2 separate regions of the Mus musculus genome follow, and region 1 is linked to region 2. Evidence: chromatin contacts called from ENCODE Hi-C data. All regions are on one chromosome and are shown on one strand. The core of a region is the stretch at or near the end of the contact, and the rest is flanking DNA. Distances in the headings are between cores, read along the strand shown.

What was found. A loop is a pair of places that touch in the nucleus more often than their neighbours do.
Region 1: a loop to region 2 is called in a map of T-helper 17 cell, with 2.8 times the contacts of the local background. The contact joins the promoter of Ipcef1 here to the promoter of Mtrf1l in region 2. A Hi-C loop is called at or near these places in 2 of 37 maps with a recorded cell type or tissue (T-helper 17 cell and v-Abl transformed pro-B cells).

Annotation. Positions count from the first base shown.
Region 1 is chr10:6,977,052-6,981,863 of GRCm38, forward strand. Ipcef1 (interaction protein for cytohesin exchange factors 1) reads right to left here and starts at 3,414. Exons shown (of 9, transcript NM_001170800.1): 1 at 3,196-3,414; 2 at 2,463-2,632. The coding sequence starts at 2,621. It also overlaps a transcript of Oprm1 not described here.
Region 2 is chr10:5,821,781-5,826,877 of GRCm38, forward strand. It overlaps Mtrf1l (mitochondrial translational release factor 1-like), which reads right to left and starts at 2,163. Exons shown (of 7, transcript NM_175374.3): 1 at 1,746-2,163. The coding sequence starts at 1,983. It overlaps Rgs17 (regulator of G-protein signaling 17), which reads right to left. Exons shown (of 5, transcript NM_019958.4): 5 at 3,883-5,097.

The sequences.
Region 1 (4,812 bases), core at 2,164-4,663, 1.2 Mb after region 2:
TTAATCTCTGTCTGTTTCTTCTCTACCTATCTCTATCTATCTCTGTCTGTCTGTCTGTCTGTCTGTCTGTCTCCATCTCTGTCTCCCTCCAGAGATTGTGCCCTGGACCTCATGCATGCTAGGCAAGCACTCTACCACCGATGTATATCCTCAGACTTTTATATTTCTTTTTCATTTTGAGACAGTGATTTACTAAATTGACAAGACTATCTTTGAACTCACTCTGTAGACCAGGCAGGCCTTTGTACTTGCAATCCTGCTGCCTCAGCCTCCTGAGTAGCTAAGACTATAATCCTGTGCCAACATACCCAGCTAAAGATTGTTTTGAAGAATAGATAAGAGCCTGCATTTAAAATACCTAGAACATCCATCCCTTGGCATATGGGAGATGTTCCCTGGGATAGATCATCATACTATATACAAAGTCACAAAGAATAGAGTCACAAAGTCCTCTAAGAAGAATAAGGAACAGACTGCTAATTAAATCTTAATTGAGGTCTACCCATAACAAATACACAATTGAGATGTCAGGAATGACTGCAGCAAAGAGAGAAAGCAAAACAACATGAGAAGTCCTCCACAGAAAACTCTTTCTTCTGTACACCATTTATAATCCTCTATCTCCCTGGGCAATTAACAGCAAGCTGATTCTCAGGCTAATGCTACTAATTTAATGACACTAAAGTACATGACCAGTATCCCAAAGCTTACTTTCTGCATCTAATGAAAACACACAGGGATGGGGAACCCACAGGCATCTAAGACTCCATCTTCTTCCCCCTCCCTAGTCTAAGCCAACATGGCTGCTCCATACAGAAGAGTGAGATTCCTGATGTCTAAGATTAGGGATGTCTGAAACCTAAAAGTAACCTGCTCTACTCTCCTAAGAGAAACAGAAGCTGAAGAAGCCAAATGAGCCAAGTGGTAATTGTGTGGGTCCAGAGAGGACGTTTTCACATTCTACTAAGACAGGGATGGTGCCATCTGGCGGAAAGATGGGAGAGATATGCTAAATGGCCTGTTTATCTCTGAGCCCTGTTATGTCCCATAGATGCAGCAGTTCCAATACCCAACTATCCCACAGACTCAAGAAATCCCCCAGTGCTATGTATAGGGTAACTGAGATCAGCTTGTCTTAAGGAGCATCTAGGTGACAGTCACTCCATGATAACTACCCAAAATGCCATAGCTTAGAATAATAGGAAATAGAAGCTGGAGAGATGACTCAGTAGATAAAAATGCTTGTGGCCAAGGTAGACCACTTGAGTTAAATCCCAGGGACCTATGCTATAGAAACAATTCCTTATTGTAAGTTGTCCTGTGACTTCCACACATGAGTGATGACACACATATACCCAAACACACACACACACACACACACACACACACACACACATACAATCAATCAATAATAAATAAATAAATAAATAAATAAATAATTCAAAAATTAAAAATAAAATAATAGAAAACATAAAATATTTATGTTAACCTTAATTTCACTTAAGAAGGAAGTTGTATTTGTTTGGAAATCTACCCAGTCCTGGGTTGGCTTCATTTAGCACTGGTCCCTTAAATGGTTTAACAGAGCGTCTCTATGGGTATTTCTTCTACAACAAAGGGACCCCAGTTCTCTCAAGATCTGCAATGGATTCCCATTCACCAGAGTCAGTGACAGATCCACCAGCAAAGCTCTTCCACAACACTAACATTCCTCTCAGAATGTCTCTAGAGGCAAAGGACAATACAATAACTTCATTTCCAGCTCTTTTTCTACAGCCAAACCATGAAGCTCACCCCAGTAGCGTGTGCCCATCAAAGGATAAATTCAGCAACTATCTCAGTGAATGTTGCCCTCTACAATGCTTGGACACCAATGTCACCATGGAACAATGTCACCAGTCCCTCCACAAGGCTGGCATACAGGTTAGCCATCCCAAACCAACCCATCTCAGGAGAAGAGAAGGTAGTGGATAAAGGATGGAGATCACTCCCTGAACTGATGGATTAATATCCTCAATAGAGGGCAAAGCTGAGTCCCTTTTTAATAGACCTTAGCAATGCAACCTCCCCCACCACCACCACACACACACACACACACACACACACACACACACACACACACACACACACACACACAAATGATATCCAGACAGATCCTGAAACTATTAGGATCTCACAAAATAATAAAATCAGGGGAACCCGAGGGCTCTTTCCTTAAGCAAGGATATATTTAGGGCCCCTTTTCTTCCTCTCCAATCAGAATAATGAAGCCAGATGGCTTCTCCCGAACAGCACAGCTCATTAACCTACATGGTTCCTGGGGCAGAAATGAGTCCCCTAACAAATCTGCTAGCTTGCTCTGTTCCAACTCGCAGAGAATCCCTTCCGCATGGGCATCCTCCGGCCAGCACTCTGGAAGCCACGCTTTGGTAAAGGGGCTAGGGCAGGAGGAGGTCACTCACCATTTGATTGCTATACCAATACAGCGATGAGCCCTTCAGCACCACCCAGAACTTTTTCCATTTGTTGCTTAGAAAAGTTCCCTTTTCCTTTTTCTTGTACAGCCAACCCTGGCAGTCAGCGTGGCCCAGATCTTTACAGGATATCCTTCTCCGACTCATGTTGAAAAACCCTGCAAGAGTTGCATGGACAGGTGAGTGTGACCCGGACTCAGGTGACAAAATAAAAGGCAAGGTTTAGCTTTTTGCACGGCGAGGATTAGACGTTTTCATTCATGCAAAGTGAATATTTTTTTAAAAATCATGTATCTGTTCTATTTTTAAACCTCCATTCCGTGCCTAGAAAACCCGGGCAAAGACACTTATATGCAAGTATGGGTCTAAGAACCTGAGTTAAAGAGAGTAAGTTGAAAACGTTAGACTCAGGGGCTGGAAGCCACATTGTGGTAGACACGCCGGTTCTTCCCACAATAACAGAGGCAGTTATGCAATAGGAACGGAAGGGTTAAAGCCCACCTAGGAACACGGTGACTTCCCGGACTCAGTGCCAGCTTCTCAAAAAAAAAAAAAAAAAAAATTAATCTGGCACCCATCTCCTGATATTAAGATTCAGACAGTCAAGAATCTGATCCCCCCACCCCAACCCACCCCAAGGAGGCATCCAGGAGAGAGAGAGAGAAAAAAAATCACACTAACGGACAAGAAAGGAATAAAGGAACAAAAGGAATCGAATTACCTTGAGTTTTCTTCCTGGGCTTCTGACGCAAGGGAACCTGCTGGAAATGCAGGAAGGAAAGAAAAGAGAAAATTTCTGATTGTGTTGTAACATTTGTAAAGAGAGAGGGAGGGAGGGGGTGGCAGTGTTTATGAGCGGGGTGGATTCTAAAAAAGAAAAAAAGCCTCTCCAAGCAGAGCTCAAGGGAAGCTACCAGCTGAGGCACAAAATGTGCTAATTAGAATCGATATACATTGAGCCGAACCTGGGAAAAAGAGTAACAGGCATGTATGCACCGCTTCCTGTTTCCTCCCACAAGCAGCTCTTGCTACTGCTTAGGTTAGCATGGCACAGGCTTTGTTGAAGTTTGAAAACATCATGAAATACATTTCAAGAAACAATTATCTTTTCTTTCTCCCCTTAGTTTCTAAATCATATCAACTATTTTAAGTAAAACTGGAGAATAATTGTTTCCATCTCAAGCTATTAAATGCTCACATCACACTAACTTCGTGGTCTTGCTAATATGCAGGAAAAATTATTTATCTCTTCTTGGACTCTTCAGAGACTCTAAAGCCCCTCGATTGAGAATTTCTTATTTGCAGCCTAATATACATATCTCATTCTATCTTTATCTCTGAATATTTCTCACATGTCTTATAGAAGATAAATATTCAAATATTCAAATCAGACATGAGGATTTATACAAAATACACACATTTCTCACAGCACATTTTCATCAAGTCATATGAAATCAGATTCCAAAAAACACTGGGAATCCCAAAGGAAAAAATATGCTTGCAAATGCCTCTCCTGCTGTGTCTGTCTGTCTGTCTGTGTACATGTATGTATACAAACATTAGACAGAATTTTAGCTTTAGAAAACTTCATTTTTCTTCCACGGCATCTATGCTAAAATCCTTCAGGTTTAAATAGATTTCATTTATGTTAACAAGCAGAGATTTTTTTTTAATTTTTAAGCATTCAATTAAAATGTTCTAAAAGTTGGTAGGTAACTTCATGAAATGTATGGTTCTCTGGCTGCATCTGGCTAGAAGTCCACATATCTAACTACTGATGGATGGCAGCTGTGGCTCTGCCATATGTTTACAAGGGAATAGAACCTATACTGAAAATAGGAATTTTTTTAAAGCAACAGGCCAAGATTTAACAAGGAAAATTCACTCAATATTACCCAAGGAAAAGTCACTCTAAGCCCATAAATATGTATGTATGTATGTAAGTATGTATGCATGTGTGTATATATGTATGTAAGTTTGTATGTGTGTATATGTATGTAAGTACGTATGTGTGTATGTATGTATGCATGTATGTAAGTGTGTATGTATGTATGTAAGTTTGTATGTATGTAAGTATGTATGTATGCATGTATTTAAGTGTGTATGTATTTATGTAAGTTTGTATGTGTGTGTATGTATGTATGTATGTAAGTATGTATGTGTGTATGTATGTATGCATGTATGTAAGTGTGTATTATGTATGTAAGCATGTATGTATGTATGTATGTGTGTATGTATGTATGATTTCTAATCCCATAAGTCTCAAGCATATCTGCCAAGATTTATTTGTGAAAATATTCTGATAACTAAAAATCCTGTTCCTGTAAATAACCACATA
Region 2 (5,097 bases), core at 913-3,412:
GCCTTGTTACTGTCTCTACATAGTTCCATCTGTAAGTACCTACTCTGATCTCTCTGACCATGCAGGCACAAGAGCTTTCTTCTATGTCAACAGTGAGCTTTCTCTTAACTAATGCCCTAGGTCTATAGAAACAATGCTAATCCTTCGTCTATCAGGTTGCCGTGGTTTGAATAGGAATGACTCCTATAGACGTGTGTGTGTGTGTGTGTGTGTGTGTGTGTGTGTGTGTGTGTATGCTTGGTCCATAGTAAGTGGAACTTTTGGGAGGTGTGGCCTTGGAAGAAGTAGGTCTCGGTGGGGGTGGTGGGCTTTGAGGTCTCAGATACTAAAACTATGCCCATGTGACACTCAGTCTCCTTCTGCTGCCTGTGAATCAGCTCCGTCTCCAGCACTGAGTCTGATGCATGCTGCCATGCTTCGCTTCTCCCCTTGAGGAGAATGGACTAAACCTCGGAATGTTTTCCTTGCTAACACAATGTTTCTCTTCTGTCACCATCTCCCATACCTATTCTACACTTCCACCATACAGGACTTCTCAAGCTGTACCTTCATCCATGTTGGTCACTTCTGCCTCCTAGCCCTTTCTCCGATCCCACCTAACCACCTCTTCCTTGACTTTAGCGATCCATTGTAAAGCTACTTTCTGCTTTTCAGCACTGCTTTTTATATTGAAATTAAAAGTCCTTACTCCTTATCTGTTTCCATTTTCGTGCATATGAGAGTACTCAAGCTTGCAGATGTGTGAGCACTCGTGAACGTGGAGCCAAGAGGTTGATCTCAGTAACCAACCTCAATCCCTCTTCCCACTTTCTTCGAGGCAGGGTCTCTGAATCAAGCCTTAAGTTCCCAAGTGTGTTCTACTCGGCAGACGTCTCTGGAGGCTTTAGGAACGCAGACACTTTGGAATCTCGAGGGAAACATGAATTTCCAGGTCTCGAGTTCTAACCATACAGTGCATCGCTCCTCTTGCACTGCAGTGTGCCAATGCCATACACTCACCTGCGGCTTTAGTTCCTCTGCTGGGACTAGCGAGTCTTTCCTGTGCAGCTGAGCTGCCAGTGTGAGACCCCAACTTACAGAGCATTTCTCCCTGGAAGGTAAAGAAAGCCCCTGGACGTTCCCCAAGCTTGCTTTCCCTGATCTCTAAAAATACAGCCAGAAAGAAGCTCTTTGTTCTCTATAGCCAGCAAAAAGCCTTTTTGTTTCTATACTTTACAACCAGAGATGCCTGCCTTCCTGTGCTGAGGACACGGAGATAAAAATTCAGAAAGAACTCACTACCCACTCCTGCCTTGTAAATTTCACCAAGGACACAGAAAAGAGAAGAACTCTCTTCCCAACTCCTCCCAACTCTTCCCAACTCTCCTCCCAACTCCTCCCAATTCCTCAGCTAGCTGTTAAAAGCCCCCTACTGCCACTGCTTGGGGTCGAACTCCCCTGCCCGGCACCGTCCTCAGCTAGCTGATAATAAAACCTCTTGCAGTTTGCATCAGGTGTGGTTTTCTCTCGGGTCACTGGGGTGCTGGCCAGCTCATCCCGGGACTTGAGCGGAGGCCTAGCTTCGGGGGTCTTACACCAGGAGGGGAGAGGAAGCAACCGAGAACCTTAGTGACTTCAGAGGACTAACTTGGCAGAGCACCTTGTCCAGGGACTGCTCTAGAGAGCCCAATGGAGGATTGTCAGAACCCTAGTGACAAGATCTGGAACGCAGATGGCTTCCGAACCCACTAGAGCGGGTGGCTTACCGTGCAGCAATGACTCCGTGTCCCGCAGCTCCCGCTCCTTCTCGCTCAGCAGTCGGGCGGCCGCGGCCAGCTGGGGGTACCCAGCGTCCAGACCACCGGCCTCCGAGCCCACGCGGCGCTCCAGGAAGGCCCGCAGGGGCCCGCCGCGGGCGAGGAGCTCCTCGGAAGGCGGCGGCGTGCGGCTGAAGGCGCGGCGGGCCCACAGGCGCCGGGCACCGCTCAGAAACCCGCTCCGCATCCTGGCTGGGCCGCCCACCTAGCAGAAAATATACAAACACTCTAGGAAGGTCTCCGATCCAGAAATGTTCTGCCGGAAATGTTACGAGAACTTCCGGCAAAGCGTAGTACAGCCTGGAGGTCCTCTAAAGTCAAAAGGCAAGCGGGCAGGGAGGTCTGGACGCGTTTGCCCCGCCTCCAACCCGAGCGCCGAAGTCTCCGCCCTACCCCAGGGGAGGGGCTCCGGATTCTCAGCTCCTCCTCCAAATGGGACAGGTCTGGGGCCTCAGCCCGCCCCCCTCAGGGCGGAGCTCCACCGTCTCAGCCCCGCCTCCACGGGGGCGTGGAAACCACCCACGCCTGACTCCCACTTCTAGTGGGCGAGCTCTGCTGCCTAGGCGTGACCTTGAGATAGCGAGTGCCTCCAATGCCTCAGCCCCGCCTTGAGACAGAACTTCACCTCCTCAGACCGGCCTCTAGGGAAGAGCTCCAATGCCTCAGCTCCGCTTCCTCGGCCCCGCCCTCCAAAGGAAACTCCAAAAGCGCGGCTCCGCCTCCTCAGCCCTGTTCTCTAGGGAAGGAGCTTTAACGCCTCAGTCCCGCCTTCTCGGGTCGGCTCCTGGAGGAAGCGCTTCCTCCGCCTCGTCTCTCAGGGTGGAGCTCCACCTAGTTCCGCCTACAGGCTGAACTCAGAAGCCTCACCTCCAGACCAACTCTGAAGCCTCGACTCCGCCCTCAGGCCGAGTTTGGCTGCTCCCCAAGACCTGTTCCCCAGCGAGCCAGGCTGGAGTGAACAGCAGGTGTCTGCAGTCTGAAGGTGAAGGTTTGCTTCTCAAGGCTGTGAGACTTAAGGATAGTCAAGCGACCAGCAGGCACAGAGTCCACAGCCACAGAAGTCATCTATCTCCAGTCTCTAAGGCTTAATTATAGGGTGGTCATCTGACATAGGTTCCTTTCAAGGACAGGCATATCCTACTAAACCTCCCAGGGACGCTACAAAATCTGTTTTCCTATCGTCACCCACCACACCAAGCACTAGGTTTCTCCGTTTCCTGCCTCACATTCTGATTCACTCAATCCGACTCTCCATTGCTCTCTCACTTTCTTGCTGTTGCTCCCTCCTCCTCCATATCCAAGTTAAAACTAACAAACTACAACACAATGAAGCATTTTAAAACTTTCCTCATTCTGCTCTGAAGTTGTAACTCTCGGGGAGTACTTGCTTACCTTGCTCAAGGCTGTCTGCAGCCCTGCAATTAAAAAAAGAAAGAGAGAAAAATCAAAGGCCTCCCTCTAGTGGACATCCACCCTCCTGACTACTAACTTATGTATTTGCAATTCAAAAGACTTAACCACTGCCTACCAGAGAAGTGGGTAACAGGATGTGAATAAACCAGACAAGCCACTCCTGAGGATGCAGAATTTGAAGCTTAGTCTACTTGCGAATTCTACTGGATTACTAGCTGTTTTTTGGACCATGGTGGTTCACTGCTGATCAAACTGTTCTCTGTTTAGAATCAAATGGGTACTCTTACCATTAACACTAATCAAAATTACTAATTTCAAGATTATATAAAATGAATTTTGCATCCTATCTAATCAATCCTTAGCATCACATACAAGGGCACTGGCATGAAGAAATGAAGCGGCTCTTCAAGTGATAGCAAGGAGCTCCAGCGCCTCAAATGTCCCTTCCCTTTTGGCACCCAGGTGACACGATATGCAAATGTTTAGCTATAAGATAGAGGTTGAGACCCGTTTTGTTTTGATTCTGACCCGAGTATAGAAAAGAATTGTGGTGTGTTTTCTATCTCTACCAGGAAAAGTTATTTCTAACCCTAAACTCATTTTGAAATAAATGGTGAGGTACTTTGATTTTAGTGTGAGAAATCCCTCCACTGCACTTTTAAGACACCAGCAATTTCAAGAACATATTTTATTTCTTATAAAAAGGTACTCTAATGTTACATAACAATGTGAAGACTCCACCCAGAAGTTGTTATACTCAGATAAGCATTACACCAATAAGCAAACAATAACTTGTCTAAGGATACATGGGAGAATTCTTTATTAGTTCAAAACATGTTAAGAAAATCAGGTAATGCATATGCATTTTACAGTAATACCCATAAATGCCACAATATAGTCAAATGAAAACACCTATTATTTGATTTCCTTTGAAAACTCAGACATATTTAGAGACTTCTGTATTTTCTTACAGTATTGTCATGCTCAAGTCTATTACATGGTAAAAACTGTAGCACTTTCAGGAAGTCTACTATTGTACATAGGGAAATGATGAAATCTGTTCAATGGAAGAAAAACCCAGACAAACTTGAGCTGCAAGGAAAAGAATCTGGAGTATCTATTCAACTATGAGTACCCACAGGTATTTTGGTATTATAAAATAGCCAAGCAGGGCTACTCTTATATTCATGTACTCGGAACCTTTTTGTGGTCCACTAATAAATATATTGATAGAATACAAAATATGGAAATAGATCACTAAATAGAATGAGCATGAAAGTAAGAAATTATACATGTTCAAAATGATGTATTTCACAGAATCAAATTCATTAAAATACTTTTTTTTAGTATTTTGCAAACTCTTTAAAAACACACACAAGAAACACTATGACAAACGGGTTAAAGCTTGAGGAACAACATCAAATTTTCTATACTTCAGCATTGTATACATTGCTCAGGGGATGGTATATAGGAAGGCATTAAACACGAGTAATAAATAACCTCTTGCTAAAATCTTCAAATCCAGCATGTGTGCAGGAACTAGATAAGTATGCAGGGTGCTTCAGGGAAGAGAGAACAGTTGCACTTTTATTAGGTAGATAGCCAAGCTAACACTGCTTCGGACTTATTTCACTTCTTAATCCATTGCATTTTCTTTATAGTATTTATTAGTAATCCTTTAATGGAGCCTAGTATTCATGCTAAGAAATTGGCCAGAGTTGTTTTTATGGGGGGTGGGGTTGGTTGTTTTTCTTGCTCAATGTAAATGCAGGGTCTAGTTCCCTCTAAGACACCTTTGCATGTGGATCACTTGGCAGCAGAGGCTGTACCCAACAGGCAATGCTTAAATCAGGTGACAGGGCGAACAGCAACAGCAATAGGAAGGAGG